Linked DNA regions of Mus musculus: region 2 is linked to region 1. The links are chromatin loops, found by intact Hi-C in ENCODE. Cell type or tissue: gastrocnemius. All regions are shown on one strand. Links, peaks and the distances in the headings refer to the core of each region. The heading gives the core; the rest is flanking DNA. Region 1 holds the start of Swap70 (SWA-70 protein). Region 2 overlaps Swap70 (SWA-70 protein).

Region 1 (10,175 bases), core at 1,489-9,488:
AGGGGTGGCGGGGGAGAATATGAGTAGGTCAAGACACAATCTTCTCTGGGGAGCAGGAGAAGGAAACTCCATTTTGGAAACATATTGTCACCACTGCTGGGTTATCTAATGCAGTTTAATCACTCAGCCTCAAACAGTGGCAAAACCAAGTCATATATAGCAATTCAGAAGGGCACATTAGTGTGTGGTGGCTGTCTTTGCTTCCCAGAGTCTGAGGGTTAACCTGGGTTGGCTCAGAGATCTGGAGATGTCAGGGACAACTTGTATGACTGTAGTTGTCATGTCTGGGGCTTCCTAGACCTCTTTCCACATACATGTGATGTCTGGGCTGGTGTGGCTGAAATATGGAGATTGGCTTATATCCCTTCCCTCCATGTAGCCTTTCTGCTGTATGACTTAGTTTCTTATAGCCTGGCCACGTGATTCTGAGAGAAACAGCTCAGATATATATATATGGAGAGAGAGAGAGAGAGAGAGAGAGAGAGAGAGAGAGAGAGAGAGAGATGGATGTGTTGGTTGCTGAAACCAAATAACGAACAAGAAGCGACAATGCAGGAAGGATTTATTTTGGCTTGTGGTTTATAGTCCACTATGGCAGGAAGGGGAAGGTACAGCAGCAGGAGGCAACATTTATGAGCTGCTCACAGCTTGAGGGACCAGGAAGCGAAAAGGCAGACCAGCAGTGGAAGCAACAAGGAGAAAAGTAAATAATGTAGTTGACAAAGTTCCCAGTTGCTATCCAAAGGCCAGTGTTTTAAATAGATCTTCCATTGCATTTATTTAGTGTATGCACATGAGCATTTATGTTGGTGGGCACAAGTGGGCCATGGCATTATGTGGAGGTTGGAGAATAACCTTCAGGAGTTGGTTCTCTCCTTCCACCATACGGATCCAGGAATTGAGCTGAAGTGTCAAGTTTGGCAGCAAGCACTTTTATCTGTTGAGACATCTCACTAGCTCCATTAATAGGTCTTTTTTTTTTTTTTTTTTCCGAGACAGGGTTTCTCTGTGTAGCCCTGGCTGTCCTGGAACTCACTCTGTAGACCAAACTGGCCTCGAACTCAGAAATCCGCCTGCTTCTACCTCCTGAGTGCTGGGATTAAAGGTGTGCGCCACCATGCCCGGCTAATAGGTCTTTCTAGGGGCTGAAGAGTGGTTCAGTTGTTAAGCGCCCTTGCTGCTCTTACAGAGGACAAGAGTTTAGCTCTTAGTACTCACACTGGGGTGGCTCACACTGCCTGTAACTCTAGCTCCAAGGAATACAGACTGCTGGTTTCCATGGTTACTTGCACATGCATGTGCTCCCTCCTCCTATAGCATAATTACAAATTTTAAAAAGTACATTTTTCTTTTTAAAAAAGATTTATTTATCATTATATCTAAGTACACTGTAGCTATCTTCAGATGTACCAGAAGAGGGTGTCAGATCTCATTACAGATGGTTGTGAGCCACCATGTGGTTGCTGGGATTTGCACTCAGGACCTTCGGAAGAGCAGTCAGTTCTCTTAACCACTGAGCCATCTCTCCAGTCTAAAAGTATATTTTTCTAAGGATAAGCAGTAAAGCCTGTACACTCTGTTTTGAACACTGGCAGACATATAATGATGATATAAGAATGAAATAACATTAAACAATTCCATTCAGAACAGGAAGGAGGAAAAAAGGACATGAGACATACAGTAGTCATTTGTCCATAGGAATTCTGAAACTCATCCAGACTCATTTCTAGGTCTTTGATTAATGTCCAGTCTTGCTACAGGAGATTCTTGGCTCTGTTCTTCAGCCTGTTAGCACTACCTTTAGGCATGAAGAATATCTAAGGAGATATTTTCCAAGGAGATAGTCTGTGTTTGCAAACCTGTTGCTTTCTCAGCCTGCCTACCCTCCCTCATTATATATTGAGTGCTCTGGGGCCTCTTTTTATTTTGAGTAGCATATCTGTTTTCAGTCTAAATTGATAATGCTTCTACCTATAAAAGTAAATTAAAAGCACAATGAAAGGGGCTAGAGAGATGGCTCGGTGGTTAGGAGAATTTGCTGCTTTTGGAGCTAGAGAAACCAGGTTTGGTTCCCAGATTCCACATGGTGCTTCCCATCCATCTATAACTCCCGTTCCAGGGGGTTCTGTTGGTGATTGGCTCCAGTGCTTTGAATTAATCCAGCTCCCCCAGGCTGGGAATCTGCTTTCCAAATGCTGAAGGGTCCTCATCTCCAGTTGTTTTTTGATTGATCAATAAACAACCAATGGCTGGGCAGGTAGACTGAGGTGGGACCTTTAGATTTGTGTGAGCTAGGAACTGGGAGAAAGGAAGAGAGGGGATTACCGTGACTCGGGGAGAAGTATAGGGCGTAAGAGCTGCAGAAGAGAAAGCCAACCAGCCATGTAAGAATTTGAGTAAGTGGCCACTGTCCACTTCCCCTGGGCGTGGGGTAGTAGGGGAAGGGTTAGGAGCTTCAGGAGTACAAGAGGGGAGCGTTCACTAGCAGGGGAAGGTTTAGGAGTGCCCATACTGTGAGCTAGTCATGGCATGTCAAAAATTAACTGGAGTGTGTGTGTGTGTGTGTGTGTGTGTGTGTGTGTGTGTATTTGTGAATCCAGAGGGCTCTGGTGGGTGTCTGGGAGTGTGACCCCCTGGAAGCATAAAGCGGTTTAGTCCAGAATTCTACAGAATTCAACACTCTATTCTGATATCCTTGGGCACGTAACGGACATACATACATGCACACAAAATACCCATGTACACGAAGTGAAATAAATAAACTTTAAGACAAACGCAAAACCAAAAATACCTCAGTGAGTTTTCAAGTAATAGTGTTGAAGTTCACTCTATCAGACAAAAAGCCACACCTTAAAGTCTCTTAAAAAAAAACATTCTTTTCTCTTTCTTGGATTTGGAGTTCAGTTCTGAGATGAAACTCTTAGGATTTCTCAGAGCTTTGTTTTCTAATTAGAAGAGTGCTCTTCAATCTTAGAACTGCTCCCTGTGTTGAGAAAACTCAGAAACTATTTTTACCCAGAGGCCGTGCTTTCCGTGAAATGTGCCAGCACACCCAGTCTTCAGTATTTGACCATTTCCTGCTTGGAGAGGCTTTTGTCTTTTGCTGGCAAAGACTAAGGATTAGAGGCAGCTTTATTTCTGAGCTTGCCAGTTGTGTGTGTGTGTGTGTGTGTGTGTGTGTGTGTGTGTGTGTGTGAGAGAGAGAGAGAGAGAGAGAGAGAGAGTCTACGTGAGTGTGCAGCCCAGAAGTTGATGTTAGCTGTCTTTCTTGATCACTCTCCACTTTATGTACTGAAGCAAGGTCTCTCAACCTACAACACTGTTCCTCTTACCTGACAAGTCAGTATTGGAGAATACAGGGTGTGGTGTTCTGAATAAGAATGGCCCTCATAGGTTCATATATTTAAATGTTTAGTTCCCAGTTAGTGGAACTGTTTGGGAAGGATTAAGAGGTGTGGCCTTGTTGGAAGAGGTGTGTCACTGGAGGTGGGCTTGGAGATTTCAAAAGCCCATGTCAGATCCAGTCTTTATCTGCAACTTACAGATCTGATGTGAGCTTTCAGCTATTGCTCCAAAGCCATGCCTGACTGTTTGTCATCATGTTCCCTGCTATGAAGATCATGAACTAACCCTTAGCAACTGTAAGCAAGCCTTGAGTTAAGTGCTTTCTTCTATGAATTGTCTTGGTTGTGGGGTCTTTTCAATAAAACAGTAACTAAGATGCAAGACTTGCTGCTGAGTACTTTCCTTTGTGGCTTTGTTCCCCAGAGGTCCGCACACCTTCTGGCACTATCAAGTCTAGTGAACAGGGAGGAAACTCTCAGATTAGTTCCAGCTTGATTTCTCTGTTCTGCAGCAGCAGAGCTGCAGTAATAGGATCTTGCAGTCTACTTCTAGTGGGCAACTAGGAGTCATAGCCATAGTCTATTCTGTTTGTGGAGAAGGTACTCTGGGTCTTTCCTGGTCAATAAGTCACAGGAACATACCCTATGCCTGGCACTATCCACTCATGCAGGTTCCTGTCTGTGCTCAAATCCTCTTAAAGTATTTTTAAATGAGCATATTCTATTTTATTCAATCATTTAACTAAAATTCATCTTAATCATAATCAAATTAATTATTTATTTAGTTAATTTTGTTTTTTCAAGATGGAGTTTCTTTGGATAGTCTTGGTTGTTCTGGAACCAGCTTTGTAGACCAGGCTGGCCTCAAACTCACAGGGATCTTCCTCCCCAATGCTGGGATTAAAGGTGTATGACAAAGTCTCCTAGCTTCCTTTCTATTTTTAAACTTTCAAAAATTACACATATAGCCGGGCGTGCTGGCATACGCCTTTGATCCCAGCACTCAGGAGGCAGAGGCAGGCGGATTTCTGAGTTCGAGGCCAGCCTGGTCTACAAAGTGAGTTCCAGGACAGCCAGGGCTATACAGAGAAACCCTGTCTCGAAAACCAAAAAAAAAAAAAAAAAAAAAAAGACACGTATTTATTTGGTGCATGTGTGTACACTAGTATGTATGTGTGTGGGCACACATATACCATGGTGAATATTTGGACCAACAGAGGACAGCTTTCTGGAGTTGACTCATTCCTTTCAATGTGCCTTCCAGGATTCAGAGTTGGTGGCTAATGCTTTTACCCACTGAGCCATCTGGCCAGCCTCTTAGTCTAAGTTTTGTAACTCCAGGCAACAGTGTTGTGGAGCTTTCTGTCACTATGTAACCGGTGTTGTCTTTATATAAGACCTTATTAGTTTGCTTCTAGAAGTATTGTAATGAAGTATCCCAGAATGAGTACCTTAAACCATATTAGTGCAGCATTAAGCAAGAGGGATTTAGTGTTAGGCGTTGGGAGAATAAGGGTGGGGGCTGGGGGAATGGAAGTGGGTGGTGGGTGTAGGCGGTGGGAAGTGTCTAATACCAGGTTGTTGCAGGCTTGGTTCTAGCTAAGGACTGTGAGGAAGGATGTATTCCATGTCTCTCTTTCAGCTATGGGCTGTTTGCTCAGCTCCTTAGTGTTCCTTAGCATGTAGAAGCATGTGACTCTGTCGCCTGCCTTTTTTCAGCTACGGGCTGTTTGCTCAACTCCTTAGTGTTCCTTAGCATGTAGAAGCATGTGACTCTGTCGTCTGCCTTCTTTCAGCTACTGGCTGTTTGCTCAACTCCTTAGTGTTCCTTAGCATGTAGAAGCATGTGACTCTGTTTGCATGGTGCTCTTCCCATGGGCATGTTTATGTCCAAATTCGTCCTGTTTATGTGGACACCAATCATATCAGATCAGAATTATCTCTAAAAAGACCCCATCTCCAAATGTGATTTTACTCTGAAGTATTGGGGGCTAGGACTTCAGCATGTGAATTTTGGGGATGACACTATCACCAGCTTTATTCTTTCTTTCCCTTACCTTCTTCTTTCACCTCTGTAGAAAGACTGTCTTGTGTATTGCATGGATGCATCACCTGTCCATTAAAAAACCCGTGGCCTATAGGAAAGGGTAGAATAGAAGGTGGGACATCTGGGAGGTAGAAAGAATTCTGCGGTGGAGCTAGGCATTGCCTGAGAAGATGTGAGTAGTCTAACGCTCAGTACCTGAGCACAGATAACCAGCCATGTGGCAGAAAGTAGATGAAAATAACGGGATAATGTAAATTATAATTCCAGTCAGAGAAGAGCCTAGTGATATGGCCAAGATATTTGTAAATATGTTTTTTTTTTTTTTGGTTTTTTGAGACAGGGTTTCTCTGTGTAGCCCTGGCTGTCCTGGAACTCACTTTGTAGACCAGGCTGGCCTCGAACTCAGAAATCCGCCTGCCTCTGCCTCCCGAGTGCTGGGATTAAAGGCTGTAAATATGTTTGAATCTGAGTCTATTTCTTTGAGCATGGGGCTGGGAGGAAGAGACAGGCTTAACTTCCCCACCCCCTCTCTCCCTCCATGTTTTGAGGTTGGGTCTTTCTATATAGCTCAGACAGGCCCTGACCTCACAATGCAGCTCAAGTTATCCCTGAATTTGATGATCTTCTTGTTTCAGTCTCCTGAGTGCTAGAACTTGAAATGTGTTCCCTGTGAGGCCTGGCCAGATGGCTCGGTGGTGGTGGTTAAGAGTGTGTACTGTGCTTGTAGATGATCTGAGTTTGGTTCCCAGTACCATGGTGGCAGCTCACAACTGCCTGTAGCTCCAGCTTCAGGGAGATATCATACCCTCTTATGGTCTCCTTGGATACCTGCACACATAAAGCACACACACACACATGTAAATATAAAGAATTTTTTTTTTTAATTTTCAGGAGGAGGCTAGGTGTGGTGATGTATACTTTTAATTTTACCACTCGAGGCAGAGGCAGAGGCAGAGGCAGAGGCAGAGGCAGAGGCAGAGGCAGAGGCAGAGGCAGAGGCAGAGGCAGAGGCAGAGGCAGAGGCAGAGGCAGAGGCAGAGGCAGAGGCAGAGGCAGAGGCAGAGGCAGACAAAAGGGCTATGAGTTGGAGACCAGCCAGGCCCTTGTCCATATAGGAAGTTCCCCCAACCCTAGCTAAAGCTACATAGTGAAAAACTGTCAAAAAGGGGGGTGGGTGGAATTTTAGGGAACTAAATTGTAGTTTGGCTAAATTGCCATAGGACAAATCCGTTATATGAGCCATATTGTGATAGTGTGTGCCACACTAGGTTTTCATTTAAGCCTCACATTATTTTAATAGCACTCTACTATCATGTTTATTTAATCATGCTAATCATTTAACTATCATGTTATTTAATAGTACTCCAGATAAATAATAGTACTCCACTCCATTTTACAAGCAAGGAAATGAAACTTCATATTTATTCATATTTAGTCATCTAAATGGGAAAGCCAAGATTCTGCCCCCATCTATGTAGTAACCACCCATCTTCCCAACTGACCCCAGATGACTTGTGCCTACTGATCTTCATTTAATAGTTTCACTCCCAACTAAATAGGACGAACCTGAGAAATTAGTAAGACATTGAACAAGTAAGTGATGATGAATGACATTCAGGGCAGGATTAAAAAAAAAAAGACACTGTAGGAGCAAGGTGTGGTGGTTCTTATTTGTAACACTAGCAAATAAACTAACTAACCAACTATGCAACCTAAAAGAAAAAGAGGATTATAAAACTAGGCACTTGGAAATAACAGAGTAGCCCAGAGTAAAGGCTGTGAAATATGCTTAGTGTCTGGAGTCTCAGTGTCATCCAGTGGCTAAACCGAACCTTCAGTATTAGGGTTTCTTCCTTCTTTCCTTCTTTCCTTCCTTCCTTCCTTCCTTCCTTCCTTCCTTCCTTCCTTCCTTCCTTCCTTTCCCTCCCATTCTCTTTCTCTTCACCTCCCCTTTTCCTCTTTCTCTTTCTTCCCCTCCTGAGGCAGAGTTTTGCTCTGTAGTCCTGGAATGCACTGTGCAGACCAGAGTGGCCTCAAACACGTAGCCATCCCCTACGCCTCCTTACCGAGTACAGCTGCATATTGCCATGCCTGGTTTAGTTTTTTTCTTTTTTTTTTTGTTTTTGTTTTTGCTTGTTTGTTTGGTTTTGCCACTATTTAGGGCAAGCTGAGTTGGCATAAATAAATTAGAGGTTAAACCATGTTTTTTGCTGACTGAAGACTTGGGCTGGAGCTAAAGAAGAGAAACAATAGAAACCACATTTTGGGAGGGCAGAGTAATCCTGACCAGTGGTAATGAAATAGCGTGGCACCCTCAAGGCTGTTAAAGTGAGGAAGAGGTGACATCATGATCCCTTTGTTTTGTTCCCACCTTCTGCTCTATGTGATTCCCTGTTGGTATTCTGTCTGGACTCTACCCCCATACAGCCAGGTATACTTCTTCCATAGTTACCTGGCAACAGCCAGGTAGGCATGGCCCACTATAAAAGGGGCCGCTTGGCCCCTCCTCCCTCTCTTGCTCTCATATGCTCTTGCCTCTCTCTTGCCTCTTGCCCCCTTGCTCCCCCTCGCTCCATTCCATTCCCCCCCTCTCTCCACGTGGTCATGGCTGGCCTCCATTTCTCTACTTTCTCCTTCTCTCTGCCTTTCTCTGCCTCTACAACTCTCTTAACTCCCCTCCCCATGCCCTGAATAAACTCTATTCTATACTATACCATGCTGTGTGGCTGGTCTCTCAGGGGGAAGGGATGCCTTGGCATGGGCCCGCAGAGGTACCCCCTTCCCCCACACCCAGATAGAACATATTCTTATAGCTCTTTCTCTTTTTATGATCACAATATTCCCTCTGCCCTTAAACTCATTGATGCAGCTTATTCTTTTTTTTTCTTTTTTTTTGACTCTTTCCAAATTAGTTTATCTCTCCTGTCCCCTTTAAAATAAGACATATGTGGACATCAAGAAGTTTATTAATTTACAGGCAGGGTTTCATTTAGTCCTGGCTAGCTTCAACCTCCATATGTAGCTAAGGATGTCATTGGACTTCTGAATTCCAAGCGCTGGGATTACAGACATGCACCACCATGCCTGGTCTAGCACCGTGTAGTGCTAAGGATAAATTCAGGGCTTTGTACATGTTAGATAAGAGCTCTACCAACTGAGCTACACCATAGGCCCAAAGGAACTTTAAAGAGGAAAAATAAACTACACTTTGATCTGGGAATCCCCTGCTTTTGACTTTTGATAGTTATCCTTTCCATAGTGTCTAAGGATTGTGCTATTGTGATGAGATTCAAGTTACCCAGTCACAGTCACTACCCCAGGCAGTGGGAAAGAGCCTTCTGGACCATCTGGTATCTATGCTCTTTCTATTTGTGGAGAATTTGAAGTCAGAAGAGTTCAAGTGTAAGAGATGCCATCTGGGCACTTCTCTAGGTCTGGATGGATTCTTTTAAGTGGTCAACCATTCTCATTATTAAAATAGATGGAGTGATTTGCATGATTTCCAATAATGGGAGCACAATCCACCAGCGACAGCAACTTTACCTCCGTGAAGCTCTTCCTAGGATGTGAACTGATCCTAAGCGGCAGAGGTTAGAAAGAAAATGTTGCTGGGCTTATTAACTTCTATTTTACTCATTTATTTATTTATTTATTTATTTATTGTAGGTGTGTGGGCATGCGGTGGAAGTCAGGAGACGACTTGCGATTCTCATTCCCCTATGTGGGTTTAGGAGAGAGAACTCAAAATCGTTAGGTTTGGCATCAAGAGCCTTTATCTATGAGCCTTTATAAGCCTATCATTGACTTCTTAACTCTTCTTAAAACTTGTTGCTCTGCCCCTAGAGGCCACTACAGAGGGCCATCAATGCATATTTGCAAAGTGCATGAAGCAACTTTCTTAGATTTCTATTTTTGTTTCTGTCTCCTTCTTTATCCTTCCTGATTTGGGACTGAGCATTCCAGGCTCTGCCTGGACATTTTTCGGGGTCTTGTCTGGCCTCTTAAGACCGTGACTCCATCCCAGGACTGAACCAAGACTCCTTTAATAACTGTGAGACTCCTGCAAAAGCCTCAGTGGCTGATCACTCCAGTCTTGAGTGTTCCTCGGGCTGGTGGGCATTCCTTTGGGAGCACATGCGAGCTTTGAAAATGGCCTGAGTTGGTGTGGAAACCCACCACAAGGACTTTGCGTGTTGTTTACGTCCCCGTAGTGGGCAGAGGGTATCCCAGGGCTGGTTGGTAAGACGGAGGGGCGGGACCAGAGGGGTGTGCCCTTTGGGAGGGCGGGGCCTGCAGCGGTCAGGTGACCGCGCGGCGGGCCGAGTCTTCTGTGGGGATCCTGCAGGAGGCAGAGGCGCTGAGTTGCCGACTGGGCTGACCAGGTCTGTTAGGGCAGCGCGGCCGCGGCCATGAGGGGCTTGAAAGACGAACTGCTCAAAGCCATTTGGCACGCCTTCACCGCGCTCGACCTGGACCGCAGCGGCAAGGTCTCCAAGTCGCAACTCAAGGTGAGCCCCCTGCCGGCGCTCTTCCTGTAGGGCACGGGACCCGCGGCGGTGTCCGCAGGGAGGGCTGCTTGGGAATGTGGCGGGGCGGCGGTCCTCACTCTTCCTCAGGCCTCCGGGCGGTGCGCGGGGGTGGACGCGCTCCTGCGGCTCCCGCGACGGCCGAGGTGCGCTCCGAGAGGCGCCGCGGGACCCGCAGAGCGTCTCCCCCCGCCACGGGCTGTATGGGGGCCCGGGAGCCTCAGGCTCGCCTCCGGGACGCTGAGCAGAGCCTCCCCG
Region 2 (10,175 bases), core at 780-8,779, 54 kb after region 1:
CAAAGAGCATGGGTCTCCTTGTCCTTACTGGGTATTGTATTCATCTTATGTAGATGTGGCATCTCAGTCAGAGGTCACTGTGACCACACAGGAGGCTGCCTGGGGACAGCTTTAGTAGTCAGACATTTGCATTTTTAGGTGTTTTTCTTTTGGCACTGAGTTTCAGTTAGACTTACATGTTAAGAGATTAATTGAAATACATCAGAAGAAAACTAAGCCAGGTGTGGTGTGACACATGCCTGTAATCCCAGCATTTAGGAGGCTGGGGCTGAAGGGTCGTGAATTCAAGATCCTCCTAGTCTACGTTGTGAGACCCTGTCTCCATAAACAAAATGGTAGTTTCCTGCTGATGGACTACACTTCCCAGCTTCCTTGGAACTATGGAAGTCATTTCCACCTCAACAAGAGGCCACATCCTATCTTCCTCTGAACATTTTGGCATCCACATATGTGGGTGACAGAGATGCCACCTTGCCATGAATAAGCATGGTCCCACCTAAGGTCAGACCAAGTCTCTTTCTTTCTTCCTTTTCTCTTCCCTCAGCTGCTTTTAAAATAATCTAATACAAACAAAAAGAATAAAAATTTAAAGAACTAATTATGGTTTCTGTTTTAGTCTCTGCCTGACAAAGATGGAAAGAAATGTCTTTTTCTAATAAAATGCTTTGATAAGACCTTTGAAATCAGTGCCTCAGATAAGAAGAAGAAACAAGAATGGATTCAGGGTAGGACATTTTTTATTATTTTCCACAACAGGGAGCAGAAGGTGGGCATGGTATAGGCTTTTAGTCCCAGCACTGGGAGGTAGACAGGGAGGGGTAGGAGCTCTCTACACGGAGTGCCACGCCAGCCTGTGCTTCTAGAGACCCTGACAGGGAAAAACAAAACAACAGCAACAACAACAACAATCCCCAAAAACCAAAACCGTGAGTGCTCCAACTTTGTGTTTTCAAACCTCGCCTAGACACTGGCACAGTTTGTTTCCTTATGTCATGGCGATTGCCACATGAGAAACAAAACCAAGGAAACATAAGTTCCCCTTTTTTGGGGGGCGGGGGTTCGAGTCAGGGTTTCTCTGTGTAGCCCTGGCTGTCCTGGAACTCACTCTGTAGACCAGGCTGGCCTCGAACTCAGAGATCTGCCTGCCTCTGCCTCCCAAGTGCTGGGATTGCAGGCGTGTGCTACTACTGCCTGGCATAAGTTCCCTTTTTAAATTTTTTTGGCCAGTTTGTTTGACTTTGTGGGGACTAAACTATATTTTAGGTTTTACTGCCCTAATTCTTGAAAGAGTATGGAATTTTCCTCTAGGCATATGAAAAATGTTAGTGAATGTTGAGATTTTGGTCATGCACAAGATGGAAAAGGAATTTATGGAGTGGTTTTGTAACTCAAGAAACCGATAGCTTGAGGAGAGAGCATCGTGTTAGCATTTAAAAAGAAGTGGATGATGTAGCCTTACTCATTTGCTTAAATGATCTCAGAAGGAGCACAATAGACTGTTAGCACTGGTTGCTGATGGGCAGGAAGCCCAGGGCAAGAGTAGGCAGAAACACTTCCTGGATGTCTGTCTGTTCATGCTTCTCGAATTTGAACAATAGGTATTAGTTAACAAGACATTACATTTAAGTAGTTGAAAACACCAAGAGCCAGGTGTGGTAGGTTGTGCCAGTGATGCCACCAGGAGGCAGAGGCGGTAGATTGCTGTTGATTCAGAGCCAGTCTGCACTACATAATAGGTTTCAGGGCAACTTCACTTACAGAGTCAAACCAGAAAAGGGGCTAGAGAGATGGATGGCTCAGTGATGAACAGCACTGGCTGGTCCCCTAAATGATGTTCAATACCTACAGGTCCCAGGGCGTCCGACACCCTTCCTCTACCTTCTCGGGGATCAGATACACGCATGGCGCACAAACATACAGGCAGGCAAACTACTCATAAACATAAGATAAATTAAAAAAAAACAGAAAGAAATGAGATTTTATATGAAATGTGATATATGTATGCAGACAGTGTTCATCTGCAATATATGTGTCTTAGGAAGTCCTTTGTGTGCTATGCTATATAATAAATGGTAACTACTGTGATATGTATTTACATATAGGGAGGGAAGTGATTTCATAGACATAGCTGAGGGCAGAGTCTGTGTAATAGACTGCACATCAGATGCTAAGAACTTTGATTCTCTGCCCTTAGTGTGCCTTAATTTTTCTTGGCTTTAAAAACTGTTGTTATGTGTATGTGTGCTGATGATGTGTGTGTATGGGCATATATTGCCACATCTCATGTGTGGATCCCAAGGATTAAACTGGTCCAGGCTTTCACAGCTAAGTGTCTTTGCATGCTGAGTCATCTTGCCTGTCCTTATCTAGCATTTTGGGGAGTAGGAAAGGGCCAGGTATGTGGTATCAGCACTTGGTAACCAAAGACAGCAGGGTTGCTCTGAGTTTGAGGACAGACCAAACTGGGCTATCTAATGAAGCTCTGTCTTAGAAAGTGTGTGTGGGTGTATGTAGTGTGTAGTGTGTTTCCAGTGAAGTGTCTGTAAGCACAGGTGCACAGCTGTGGACCTGGACTCAGAAAAGACTTGAACGCACATCTTTCTCATGTGGGAGCTGGAGAAGCTGATACTGCCCAGGCTGAGCTCACTGGCACCATCGCACCCCGACTGGTGTTACATATTATTCGAGTTTAGATATATGTTGTAATTCCTGTTCTTTCTCCTTCTCCTTCTAGCCATTTACTCCACCATCCATCTGTTGAAGCTGGGCAGCCCCCCACCACACAAGGAAGCCCGCCAGCGTCGGAAAGAGCTCCGAAGGAAGCTGCTAGCCGAGCAGGAGGAGCTGGAGCGGCAGATGAAGGAACTCCAAGCCGCCAATGAAAACAAGCAACAGGAGCTGGAAAGCGTGAGGAAGGTTAGGCGCAGGACAGAGATGGCAAGGGAAACAGCAAGGGAAGCGCAAGCAACAGGAGCTGGAAAGCGTGAGGAAGGTTGGGCACAGGACAGAGACGGCAAGGGAAGCGCTGTCCCGCTTGGTACCCAAGCCACACACAGCCTCAGGAGCTTTGCTTTCTGCACAAAAGTTAGGAGTTGTTTGGTGAGCTGAGTTCTCAGAAGGTGTCCAGCCCTAGGGCTAGCAAGCTGTGTCTATAAGGGTAAAGCTCTGAGCTGTCCCTCTTAGAGATGGTGCTAAAGGGCTTAGACTTGAACCGTTGTTTTGTGTGTTCACACATGCTCTGACAGCTCTGTGGGATACACACACAGAAGTAGAACTGAGAAGTAGAAGGTGACCCAGATCTATAGGCAGGAAGGCTGGGCTCATGGAAGAGCCGCTGTCTTGAACAGTGCTGTTCACTCTGCTGCAGGAGGCTCTGTAGTCACCTGCTGCAGCCAGACATGGCGAATTCCAGTTTGTGACAATGACTAGTCATGTGTTTCTGAGGGGAACTAACTTGCTGTGGCGTTTGCTGGAGGTTCTTATGTCTTGCTGCTCTCAACGTCTCTTTGTGGTTTTACTGTGGTGTTGCGACTGCCGCTGTCCTTGTTTTACGGCAGGGCCTCAGTATGCAGCTTTGGCTGGCCCAAAGCTTCCTGTGTAGACCACACTGACCTCTAACTCAGAAATCAGCTCTGCCTGGGAGGAATGATGAGGCCACCATGTCTGGCACTGTCTTTGTTTTTTTTTTTTTATCTGTTTAGAATTTATAGAATGTGGACCAAGGTTTTCCATTATGTTGGGTAAAATTTCCATGTATTTCTTCAAGTATTTTTGCTCCCTTTTTACTTGTTCCACATGCTGTTGAACAGAATATTGTGTGTAACAGTCACCAGATTCTCTGATGCTGTTTATTTTTCTTGTTTTTCTGTCCTTCTGACTGTATAATTTCTGTGTATCTCTTTAGTAGCCCAAAGAGATTGTTGAGCCCCTCTAGTTGATTCTTTTTTGAAATAAGATCTTGAAGTCCTGGCTAGCCTTCAACTCTCTACATAGGGAAGTTGGCCTTGAACGTCTGCTCTTCCTCTTGCAGCTTCCAGTTCAGGAGTCCTAGGTGTGCTCCAGCACACCACGCCCTGGCTTCCTAATGCTGTGCACGCTGTGCACGGCGTGCACACCGTCCTCTAGAAGACTTACTCTTCAGTCGGTTCTTGAACATTGCAGCTCATCATTCTCCATTTGGTTCTTTTATATTAGCCTCTTTGGCCCTTGGTCTTGGGAAGATTATATGCCCAGTACAGGGGAACGCCAGGGCCAGGAAGCGGGAGTGGGTGGGTTGGGGAGTAGGGCAGGGGGAGGGTATAGGGGACTTTCAGGATAGCATTTGAAATGTAAATGAAGAAAATATCTAATAGAAAAAACTGAAATGGAAAAAAATTAATTAGCCTCTTTATTGATATGCTTTCTCCACTTGACCGAATATTGTTATTCCTTCTATTATATCTCTAACTGTGACTTCCTGTCATTCTTTTATAGTATATTTATTGTAATGGCTTTGTAGATATGCTCCTGTGCTGCTTCAAAGGCTGTGCCTGTTGACTGTTTTCCTACATAGGGGTTACACTTTCCTGTTTCCTCATACTTTTTTTTTTAGTTGAAAACTGGATGTTTTAGAAGATAAGGTGGTGTGGGAACTATGGATACTGATCCTGACACCCCTACCCGAAGCTTGCCATTGTGTGGTTATTTATTTAGTAGTGACTTGGCTGGACTATTTCCTGGACCCCCGAGGCCTTCAGTCTGCTCCTTAGGGCAGCAAGCTGGGGTGTGCGCAGCCACAGTCACCTGGCATGACCCTCCACACGGCTCTCCTCTTCTCCCTGTAGACTTTCCTTCCCGTCACCCCTGACTGACCGCTAGAGTTCACTGAGTTCTGGATGTTTGCTATGATTTCCGCAGTGCCTAGGAATGAAGCAGCCTCAGTCTGAGGTTAAGTTCAGACCCGTGTCCTCTCAAGGCCAGTCTTAGAGAGGGCTCTGCCTAGCCAGACCTTCCTGCTTCTGTCAGGCTTAACTAATCTGGTTGGTTTGCTTCCCGGTGGGACTGCTCTTAATCACTGCCCAAATCTCCTTTGTATGCCTTACATAGCAAAGTTATGTTTGGTGAGCGCTGCAGTGCTTGCTTTTCTCCTTGAGCGAAACTTCCCTGGAAGGCTGGGTGCGTGGGTGCTAGGGACCTATAACCTCAGCACTTGGAAGGCTGAAGCAGGAGGATTGCAAGTTGTATGAGCTTGTGTGGAGACAGCAGCACATACTTGGAGCCATCCACAGTCCTGCCTTAAGAGCAGAGGGCACCGCCTGCTGTCACCTCTGTTTCCTTCTCCCCCTGTGGAGCTTTTGCCCAAGTGAGTTTAGACCTGTCTTCTCTGCCTGCCAGCCTTGACCCCAGTGAAAACCCAGCAGCAGCTCTTCCCTTACCCAGCCTGGGCTGTGAGCAGAGGACAGAGGGCGCCCTTGTCTCAGCTTTCTTCTGCCAGGAGTGGCATTTCCTTCTTGCCTGGGGGAGGGGAGGGGGTGCCTGAAACACCACAGCCTTTTTGTTTTCTGTGTATTTGTTTGTTTGTGTTTTGCCTTTTGTCCTTTGAGGGTGGAATGGATCAACTTTGGGGCCTTGTGTATGCTGGGCAAGCACTCCACCGCTCAGGTACAGCTTCAACACGCTAGGATAATCTGCAAGCTTTAATGTGGTTTGTTTTTTTAAACCAGTTGTTCTTGGAGGGGGTTGAGGATGGGTGGGGGTGGGGGTTGAGGAAGCTCCCTGTGTCACCTGCCTGGAAGCTGAGCTGTGGTAACGAGTAAGGAATAGTGTGGTGGGAGACAGCACTGTATAGAAAGCTCCAGAACTAGGTCAGACTATGAGCATAGTTGCAAGTGATAATGATCCAGTGGTCTCCTCGGATTCTCTGTGTACAGTGTTTAGCATCGAGTCATTTGTACCGGATTTGTTTTATGCGCTGACTGGGCAGACTGGTCTCATAGCTTTTATTTAATTTTTATTAATTTAGTAATTTTATTAATTTTTGTTATATGCTTAAGCAAGAATTTCTCTTCCGCTGTAACAATCTTGCTTTTCTGGGGATGGGCTTCTGACTGATTAGAAACTGGAGGAAGCAGCCTCTCGTGCGGCAGACGAGGAAAAGAAACGCTTGCAGACTCAGGTGGAGCTACAGACCAGGTTCAGCACGGAGCTGGAGCGGGAGAAGCTGGTGAGTCTGAGAACCGCTGCCTCAGCTCTGGAAGGCCTGGCTGCTACTTCATCCTGGCTTTGCTGTGCCTTGGGTGGCTGCTGGGGGGGTTGTGTGCTTGTTTGTGCGTTATCCTTTATTAAGCATTTTCTGTGTACCAGAGAGGTAGAGGGAAAAGATGGGTGCCTTGTTTTCCACACCCCTAAGCAGAATTGTATGCTGTGGGGGTGATAAATGCTTAGTTAGTATGGTTACATGTCTTCATTTGCTTTGAGGTGTCCCTGTCATCCTGAGGCAGCCAGGATCCTTTTCATTCTCAAAAGGCTCGTGGTATGGACAGTGACTAGCTGTGAAAGAGTAAGCCTAAACCCACAGCATTTCTCCTCTGTAGTGAGGAAAGTGAACACAGACGTCTGAGCTCAGGGTGCTGCTCTGACCACGCCAAGGTCCAGTTGCTCTGTGGAGCCAGATGGTTACTGGAGCACACGTCTCTCATGGAATGCTGCTGTGCTGAGCCCTGTGCCTGAACAGGGTCTGCTTAGAGGCGAGATTCCTGTTTGTGTTCAGGAAGGTGCCTGTGATGCATGTGAAGATGTGCGGCTGCCTTCCTTCCCTGCTCTGCCTCTCTGAGCCCTAGTGTGATTGTGATTGGTGTGTGTTCCCTGCACAGGCCATTCTGTGAGCTCTCGGGACTCTCACGAGAACACTGGGAGCTAATGTTGGTGTCGTAATTTATAAACTTCAGAGAAGTACACCAGCATGTCTGAAAGTATGTGTGTCAGGGTACTGGGTATGGAACTCCGTGACTCACACATGTGAAGTAAACACTACCAGCAAGCGGTCCCCCAGCCCTGTCTTTATGTTTTTAAAAACAGGGATTAACTCCTCTTCAATCCAGAGGGGAAAGCCATGCACTTGTTAGTGCCCAGGGATGGGGAAGGAATTATAGGCAGTAGGACCTGCAGCTCATAGGCTGTTCTGCCTGGGCAAAGGCTCACTCTTAAGATTTGGAAAACAGGTTTCTGGCTTTAAAATAGAAAAGAATGTAAAGAGAAGTTCCACCTTTTTTTCTTGACTCGAATAAAAGTATAGAGTAGAAAGGATAACACATACAGAACAGGGGTGTGGCGTTGGGTTGCAGTTTATTTTCTTGAACTCCTAGCGTGGATGCTGAGTGTACCCTCCCGTTCCCTACATCCTTAGCCGAAAGGCAGAGGTGCGGTGGGAGCCTTGCCGTGGGACAAAGTCACCCAATTTAAGCAAGACCACCATCCTCTCATCCCTCCAGATCAGACAGCAGATGGAGGAGCAGGTTGCCCAGAAGTCCTCCGAACTGGAGCAGTATCTGCAGCGAGTTCGGGAGCTGGAAGACATGTACCTAAAGCTGCAGGAGGCTCTTGAGGACGAGAGGCAGGCCCGGCAGGATGAAGAGACTGTGCGCAAGCTTCAGGCCAGGTGCAGATGGTTTGCTGCCCTCTCCCTCGGGGGCTTTGCTTGCTCAGGATTCTAACACTGTTGTTTAGTCTGGGAGACCCTGCACATTGGGCTGGCAGGGGTGTTTCTTCTGATCGTGGGGTACAGAATCCTTTGCTTGGGGGTCTAAGGGCCTTGTACCGAGAGCATTCTGGTGGCCCTGTTTGCCGGGATGCACTTCATTCTACTCCAGAACGTCTATCTGCCAGATCAGCTGTAGTGGAAACTTGAGTTTGGCCTGAGTGGCCCTTGCTGCAGAGGCAGGACTGCCTTGGGCCAGGCTGCAACAGAGTTTGGTGGATGGGGGGGGGGGGGGGAGATATATATACTTTCTGTTGGTAGTGTGGGGTTGCCACCATTTCTTCACATGTAATCCAAGTTTTAAAGTTGAAACTAGATTTTGCCCCACCCCTGAACTTTTAAAATCTGGTTTACAATTTATGATATTTATATTCTCAGAGAAAAATTTTGATTTGAATTTTTTTCTTTTTGACTGCGTGTACATCTGTGTGAGGGTATTAGAAGCGCTGGAACTAGAGTCACAGGCAGGTGTGAGCCACCATGTGGGTGCTGTGAATTGAACCCAGGTTGTCTGGAAGAGCCACCTGTGCTAACCGCTGAGCCATCTCACCAGCCCCTGCTTTGGGTCTTTGTAACATCAGGGAGGATGCCAGAGGATGGGGAGCTGTCCTGGTTTAACCCATTGTCTCGTTTACTTCTTCATGAGGCCTTGTGGGAGGCAGTACAGATGTACCTGGGCCTTGAGCTGTAGCTCCCCACCCCATGTTGGGGAACAGTTAGAAGGTAAGCTGGTAGAATTTATACAGCTGCCAATCCTCATGTGAGAAGCAAAAGATGCTGTTTAAACCCGGGAAGAAAAGGAGAGGACCTGAGATGGCTCAGCAGGTAAGAGATGCTCGACACTGTGCAAGCCTGATGCCCCTAGTTCTATCGCTGCCACCCATGTCAAGGAGGAACGAGGAAACGGACTCACCGGGTTGCCCTCTGACCTCCACACACTTGCCATACCTCACACAGCACACACATACACATGATAATAAGTTAAAAATATTAAAAATGGAAAATAAACTGGAAAAGGCGTCTCCTCTAGTTGTATACTTAGCCAAAAGTGATGGGGCTGGTGAGATGGCTCAGGGGTAGAGGTCAGCTTGATCTCTGAGATCCACATGGTGTAAGGAGAACAAACCTGTCTAATCTCCACGCGTGCACCTCTGCATGCAGCCACACCCAAACAACATAACAAAAAGGCATCCAATGTTTCGTTTAGAAAAAACTGATTTGGGGCCACCCAGGTGACTTGGTGGGTAAAGCCGCTTGCTGCATAAGCCTGGCAGCCCAGGTCCAATCCATGGAACCCACAGGAAGGGGGAAGGAGAGAAGCTACTGCACAGGGTTGCCCTCTGCCCTCGACAGCTACTTGGAGCTATCAGTGGTGCTGTTGACAGTGGCATTAGCAGGTCATTCAGGAGAAGGTGCAAATCCCATTTCACTTCCAGAGAGTGGCACTCTGAGTGACACTAGACATATTTTGAGCTACAGATTTGTTCTTGCTGGGAGTTTATAGATTACTCTCATGCACAAAATCTATGGGGAAGGCATGTTTCGGTAGTTTTGAGGGAAATAGGATATAACACAGCAGAGATTAAGCCTCGGAAGAGCAGGTAACTCAGACGTTTACAGAAGTATCAGCGCTCCTGTGTGTGGGGTAGATGGTGCTTTCTGCAGTGGTGACTTTTCTCTGGCTTTGATAATGAGAAAAGCAACTAGGGAAAGGAGGGTTCGCTTTGGCTTGCGGTTCCAGAGGGGAGTCTGTAATTGCTGGGAAGGCATGGCGTGGTGGCAAGAGCAGGAAGTGGCTCATCCCCTCGCCATCCGCGAAAGGAACAGGAAATGAGGTGAGCCTTACAAAGCCTGCACCCTGTGACACAGAAGAATGGAAATGGGCTAGAAGGGTCGGCTGAAAGGCCATATGGGTCTGTGAGTTTTTATGTCACCAAACTAAAGTTGAGTTTTATTTTTAAGATATAGTCTCACTATGTGGCCCCAGATGGCCTGAAACTGGCTCTGTAGACCAGGTCTGCCTGCCTCTGACTCCCAAGTGATGGGATTGAAGGTATGCACCACCACTGCCCGGCTTATTATCATTATTTTTGAGAAAGGCTGACCTCAGGAGGAAGATGCTATGTAGTTGAGTATGACCTTGAACTCCTGATCTCCAGGACTCCATCCCTGGAGTGCTGCCTACAGACATGTACCGCATCTGTTACTAGCTAGCTATTGAGCCCAGAGCTCTGTACAAGATGGATAAGCACTCTTCCACCTGAGCTACATCCCAGGCCCAGGGGATAGCTTTTGAATGCCTGAAAGGGTCCATGATGTACCTGGTACAGTAGTGTGCACTGCTGCCTCTCTGCCAGCTGCTGGGATGTTTTTCATGTGTTTGAAGGCAGCCGGGGCCCAGGTTCTTAAGTGAGGTATGGATGGGTACTTAATTCCCATG

Evidence for each region. Hi-C counts contacts between places; a loop is a spot of excess contacts. Peaks named below come from ENCODE experiments on the same cell type or tissue, not always from the same donor. Only the 100,000 strongest peaks of a DNase experiment are listed, where the experiment ranks them.
Region 2: it touches region 1 in a loop (2.5-fold over the local background); 17 of 42 quality-filtered maps call a loop at or near these places.

Annotation. Positions count from the first base shown.
Region 1 is chr7:110,212,011-110,222,185 of GRCm38, forward strand. It overlaps Swap70 (SWA-70 protein), which reads left to right and starts at 9,693. Exons shown (of 12, transcript NM_009302.3): 1 at 9,693-9,899. The coding sequence starts at 9,801. In gastrocnemius, for the core only: a CTCF peak has its summit at 9,244; no DNase peak of the experiment used is centred there; H3K4me3 peaks cover 405 bases; H3K27ac peaks cover 694 bases.
Region 2 is chr7:110,267,166-110,277,340 of GRCm38, forward strand. Swap70 (SWA-70 protein) reads left to right here. Exons shown (of 12, transcript NM_009302.3): 6 at 617-725; 7 at 2,735-2,916; 8 at 6,095-6,202; 9 at 7,470-7,636. Among named protein-coding and RNA genes, the nearest start is that of Gm32861, 16 kb to the right of the region's middle. In gastrocnemius, for the core only: a CTCF peak has its summit at 5,424; DNase peaks (open chromatin) are centred at 5,478 and 7,585; H3K27ac peaks cover 832 bases.